Linked DNA regions of Mus musculus: region 1 is linked to region 2. Evidence: chromatin loops called from intact Hi-C (ENCODE). Cell type or tissue: left cerebral cortex. All regions are shown on one strand. Each heading gives the region's core, and the rest is flanking DNA. Links, peaks and the distances in the headings are about the cores only.

The links. Peaks named below come from ENCODE experiments on the same cell type or tissue, not always from the same donor. Only the 100,000 strongest peaks of a DNase experiment are listed, where the experiment ranks them.
Region 1: it touches region 2 in a loop (2.0-fold over the local background); 2 of 42 quality-filtered maps call a loop at or near these places.

What each region holds. Positions count from the first base shown.
Region 1 is chr7:28,267,923-28,270,829 of GRCm38, reverse strand. It overlaps Eid2 (EP300 interacting inhibitor of differentiation 2), which reads right to left. Exons shown (of 1, transcript NM_198425.2): 1 at 1,662-2,907. The coding sequence starts at 2,875. The coding sequence ends at 2,165. Among named protein-coding and RNA genes, the nearest start is that of Eid2, 1.5 kb to the right of the region's middle. In left cerebral cortex, for the core only: a CTCF peak has its summit at 1,268; a DNase peak (open chromatin) is centred at 2,427; H3K4me3 peaks cover 939 bases; H3K27ac peaks cover 589 bases.
Region 2 is chr7:28,167,457-28,170,363 of GRCm38, reverse strand. Fbl (fibrillarin) reads right to left here and starts at 616. Exons shown (of 9, transcript NM_007991.3): 1 at 546-616. The coding sequence starts at 555. Gm31024 (a long non-coding RNA gene) reads left to right here and starts at 1,502. Exons shown (of 2, transcript XR_001778069.2): 1 at 1,502-2,256; 2 at 2,439-2,907. In left cerebral cortex, for the core only: a CTCF peak has its summit at 1,491 (motif pointing right); DNase peaks (open chromatin) are centred at 222, 677, 1,496 and 1,843; H3K4me3 peaks cover 1,679 bases; H3K27ac peaks cover 1,765 bases.

The DNA.
Region 1 (2,907 bases), core at 123-2,622, 100 kb before region 2:
ATCAGACCCAAGAGACTTGTACATTCTAGGCAGGGGCTCTACCACTGAGCCATGCCCCAACCCCTCACTGGGGGATTCTAGGCAGGGGCTCTACCACTGAGCCATGCCCCAACCCCTTACTGGGGGATTCTAGGCAGGGGCTCTACCACTGAGCCACGCCCCCAGCCCCTCACTGGGGGGGTCTAGCCACGCCCCCAGCCCCTCATTGGGGGATTCTAGGCAGGGGCTCTACCACTGAGCCACGCCCCCAGCCCCTCACTGGGGGATTCTAGGCAAGTGTGCTATCATTGACCCACCTTTTGTTTCTTTTTTTTTTCGAGACAGGGTTTCATCGTGTAGCCCTGGCTGTCCTGGAACTCACTTTGTAGACCAGCCTGGCTTTGAACTCAGAAATCTGCCTCTGCCTCCCAAGTGCTGAGATTAAAGGCATTCACCACCACACCGGCTTCACCTTTTCCTTTTTTTTTTTTTTTTTTTTAAGATTTGTTTATTGTATGTAAGTACACTATAGTTGTCTTCAGACACTCCAGAAGAGGGTGCCAGATCTCATTACGGATGGTTGTGAGCCACCATGTGGTTGCTGGGATTTGAACTCAGGACCTCTGGAAGAGCAGTCAGTGCTCTTAACCGCTGAGCCATCTCTCCATCCCCCCACCTTTTCATTCTAAAGTGAAAAGATAACTTACAATAAAAACCTTACAACCGCTATATCTTTTTTTTCTACCGTCAGTCTGGTAAGCACTGTGCATCTGATGGTTGAGCATATTGGCTAGGGAGTCAGAAAACATCCAATTATCGATCACTGGTGGGAGCACCAAGGGGCCAATTAGCTGCATCTGTAAAGTTACAAAGGCAAGCCTTTGGCCCAGGACTGTCACCTCTAGACATCAGGCTACAGAGATTATCAAGAACAAAAAGCCTAAGAAGCTAGTGAGACGAACCGTCAATTTTATGGAAACTTAAAAGACAAACAAAACAAAACAAAACCAGGCGTGGTGGCGCACGCCTTTAATCCCAGCTCTCAGGAGGCAGAGGCAGGCGGATTTCTGAGTTCGAGGCCAGCCTGGTCTACAAAGTGAGTTCCGGGACAGCCAGGGCTATAAAGAGAAACCCTGTCTCGAAAAAACCAAAAAACCCCAAAAAGTAGTAGGTATATAACACCATCAAGTATAAGACTTATTCCACCTTGGGATGGTAGACATGAAAAATGTGTTCAGAACGGAAGCAGTATGTGCCTGCCCACGGGCCCGTTGGTGTGCGCAGGCGCCAACCTACCAGAGGTGGCGCCATACTGCCAGGAGAAACCGATGGGAAAAAGCCCACCGTCCACCAGTATATTCCTGGTTCATAACAGCATAACCACAAAATATAGCCCTAAGGAGTAAATATACTGGTCGGGAAGGTTCTTCACGGTATCTTCATAAGAAATCACAATATCCAAACCAAAATCTGTCAACTCTGCTGAGAAATAAAATGTGTATAAAAAAGGAAACAAGGACGGAAACTGCCTTCAGAGGCTGCATGAGGCATGGGGACAAGGAGAGAAGGACAGAAGACTCTCAATCCTTCATAGTCTTGGGACTTAGGAATAGATTAATTACAAAGCAATGACGGAAAAAAAAAACTTTTGAAAAATGGAAAATAAAATCCCAGAAAATTGGTATGTTTGGAAACACGATTTATCACATACTATATACAATATTTATGTTGTTCGCCATTCACAATGTCTGAGACACAAAATCCCTCTTACACTATACACGCTTGTTGACGCTGACGTGAAGACTTTGCCTGCTCTGACAAGGTCAAGTTCTCCACAGAAACCTCGTCCTAAAACCAGCTTTCTCTTCGAGTCTTCTTCGTCGTGGGCTCTACTACTGGCAATTTTAAGTCTTTACAGTTTTACAAAACCGTCCTTTACTTATTAACGAAGCCACGAGGATGGACCTTTTCCATAACACAAGAAATTTCAACTGATCATAAACTCAAGAAACGGTAGGAGTCTACGATGCTTTCCCTCCCCACCCCCAATTTTCTGACGCTTTTCCTCCCTCTGAGGAAGCGCTGCCTCTCAAGATCCGTTTGATTTCTTAAAACCAAGTTGCAGGATGGGGTTTCACTTGGATGCGGAGGTCTTGGTGCCGTGCCCTCCCCGCAGTCCGACTCTTCACTCTCTGTGGATGAACTTATCGCAACCCAGTTCTTCTATTAGAGGATTGATCACCTCTGATGCAGTCAGGGCTATGGTAAACGTTAAAATGTCAAAATCCACCCTCTGGGGGTTACGCAGGTACTCTATGTCGAAGGCTGCCTCCCTGGCTCGGCAGGCCTCCACGAAGCGCCGCCGGCGCTCCTCCAGCTCCTGGATCCGGCCGGGGGCGATCGGGTAGTTCTCCAGGTAGTGGCGCAGGAACTGCTGGTAATTGATGCCCAAGACGCTGAGGGGGTGGCGGAAGCGCATGTACGGCATCGCCGCCAGGCCGCCCGCCCTGGACCGGGGCCTGCCCTCCGGAGCCTCCTCCTCCAGCGGATCGCCCAGCAGCCGGGCCACCTCTGCCATCCGGGCTTCCCTGGACGCCGCCGCCGCCGCCGGGCCTTCGCGGGCCGCTGCGCCGCCCCGGGGCGCCGCCCCAGGGCCTCCTCGGGCCGCCGCCGCCCTGCCTTCCCGGGCTGCAGCCACCCGGCCTCCCCTGGCAGCCGCCGCCGGGGCTGCGGGGCCTTCCCGGGCCGCCGCCATTGGGCGTCCCCGGGTCTCCCCAGGTCGCGCCGGACCCGGGAGCGCACGCCGCCCGCCGCCTACCTCGGCCTGCGGGAGCCGGCGGTCGCGGCTCGCTGCTCCCGTCTGCGGGGCGCTGCTGACTGCGGGCAGCTGCGACATGTCGGACCGCGGGGTCAGCACCGCTGCTCGCT
Region 2 (2,907 bases), core at 134-2,633:
AAGACGCTCTCAAAATCCAAACCTAAACCAACCCCTCTCAATTCCAATCACCTACCCCGCTAATAGCCGGGCTAGTAAAGTCGCTCTCACTACAGAGCAGGGACTCCCAGGTCCCCAGAGCCTCTACTCCTACAAGCCTTGGGTCCCGCCCCTCCCGGAAGCGCGGCGAGCGCCAGCCTGTGCACGCGAGCGCCGCACACCACGGAGCCGGAGATCCTCATTTACCCGGGGGGAAGCTGGGTTGGGGACCAAGGTATCGTTGACAGGGAGTGACAGTGGGTGACGGCGGCAACAGGGAAGGCTTGGGGTGGAGACAGGGGCCCTTTCATCTGCGACCCAAGTCGGATCCCCTAAAGCAATGCTCGGAGATCCAAGCCCCAACTCTGGGTCAGGGTCTGGAGGGCCGCACCGGCCGCTCTGAGGCGGCAAGCTTGTAGGCCGGCCGGTGAGCCGAGCTCACGGCCACATCCCCCGGCCCCGAGCGGCCGCGGTCCCCGCCCGCCGCGCCTAGAGCCCCCGACTCCTGCCCGCACCGTGGTCCTTACCTGGCTTCATTACTGCGTTCTGGTCGCGCGATTCAGGCAACCTGCGGCGTCCCCGACTCCACGAGTCTCAGGCTTTCGCACGTGGAAAGGAGCGCCTGCGCGCGGTGACGCACGGCGAGTGACGGAAGCGCGTAACCACGCCCCTTAGACGCGCGTCCCGTCTCCCGGAAGTCGGAGTCGGCCCCTTGGGTGGGAGTTCTGAATCCTTTTCCGGCTCTGTCGTGTCTCTACGCTCCTCACTTTTTCCTAGAGTGGCAAATTTTATCACAAGTGCGCTGCGACTTTTCCTCTCACTTATGCTAGCACTCCAGGAATCAGGGGTTATACCGATTTTTAAAAATTTATTATTTTTCAAAGACTTTAAATTTTTAAAATTTTATCCTTAGAAGTGTTTAGCTTGCATATTCGTCTGTCTGTGCACCACGCATACGCCATGGAAGTCAGGAGAAGGCGTCAGATCCCCTGGAACTAGAGTTACCGGCAATTAATTGTGAGCCGCCAAATAGGTGCTGAGACCCGAACCTGAGTCTTCATCAAGAGCATTATGTTCTCTTCACAGCTGAGCTATCTCTCCAGCACAGCCTTATGTTTCTGTTTGTTGTTGAGGTTTGTATTTTATGACAGGGTTTTGCAGTGGGGTCCAGGCTGAGCTGGAACTCGGGATCTCCTATGGTACACTTCGCTTTTCTATTTCTCCTTCCTTTTCCTTTTCCGCTCAAAGAGCTCCCTCCTTTACAGCGAAGAACAGGCATCTCACTGCTTCTGCTCTCTACCCCTGGCCTCTTACTGGAAATCTTCACTCACCCAAATGTTGTCGCAGCTGCTCCCAGGCCACTGCTGGTTTGCAGTTGTTTCTGCCTCTGTTCCTCCTCTTCAGGTCATGAATTCAGCCCACCCTACTGATAAAGATCACATCAGTCGAGCAACAACTGTTGCAGAAGGCCCAGTGTTAATGTTGCACCACCAGGAGGCAGCACAGGAGCGACCGGTCTCCAGAAGAAGCGTCCTAATAGCCAGAACTTACAGCCTTCCGTGCAACTGAAAGATCATTTGCACTAACCGCTGACTTTTTGTTGGGTTACCAGGGGAAATGGTTTCCCTCTGGCCTTGGTGAAGTGGCTGCCAAGGATTATAGAGGCTTCTGATGGCAAAAAGTCCATGTTAAACTCTTGGGGATAGTCAGGGCCAGGATAGTGCCTCCTAGAGCAGGAGTTGTCTTTTAGCATTAAGTGGTGGTCCATGCAGTATAGCTTCCTGGAGGTGTCTGTGGAGCATTCAAGAGCTGCCAGGCTGCCATGACAGTAGACCAGCTGGCTGCCAAGAGGGGTTTGCTTGGATGGTAGTCATTCAAGGCAGCCAAGTGCCAGGGAAGGGCTGGATGGTTGCCAGGGTGACAAATCACCCTAGCATCCAGCACTGGTTTTTGTTTTGTTTTAGACAAAATAAGCATTAAAGGGGATTCTTACAAGCCTGTAAGACACTGAAATGTTTTAGTGCTTACACATTGTGTGTGTATGTGTTCACGAGTGTGTGTGTGCCCACACACATGCAGGTATGCAGAGAATGGAGGAGGATGTACGGTGTTCTGCTCTATCACCCTCTCTCTTATTCTCTTGATTTAGGATCCTCACTGAACCCGGAGCTAGGCTGGTGGCCAGAAAGTCCCCTGTCTCACCACTACCACCCCAGCCCTGGTGTTACAGACACACAGGTGACCACTTCAATTTTTTAAGACAGGCATTAGGATTTGAACTCAAGTCCTCATGCTTGCTCAGCGCAAGATTTCTTACTTGCTGAGATACCTCCCAAGCTCCTAGGATTTCTTAAAAAATTAATTTAAATTCTTTCTTTCATTCTTTTTTTTTTGTTTGTTTGTTTGTTTGTTTGAGACAGGGTTTCTCTGTGTATCCCTGGCTGTCCTGGAACTCACTCTGTAGACCAGGCTGGCCCCAAACTCAGAAATCCGCCTGCCTCTGCCTCTCAAGTGCTGAGATAAAAGGCGTGCACCACCACTGCCTGGCTATTTTTATTATTATTATTATTTATTTAAAAAGTTCAATAAGGTCTGAACTTGGCAAGTACTATGTAAGAGTCAGCTAGGAAGTACTAGTTGTGAAGGTATGAGAGGGGTCGTGGAGAGCAGCTGAGATTTGGTAACATATGGCGGTGTTAGAGTCCCTGTGGAGAGGTCACTCGTGAAGGTGTGGCCTCAATTACAAAGGAGGTCCCAGGTTACTGCAGATGCCAAGACTGCTGAATGTCCACCAAGAACAGCGGCAGGTGTGATGTGGAACCAGGTTAAACCTGAGACAAGCTGTGTGCTGAGGACTGCAGAGTTGGAGAAGCTGGACTACCCAGGCTT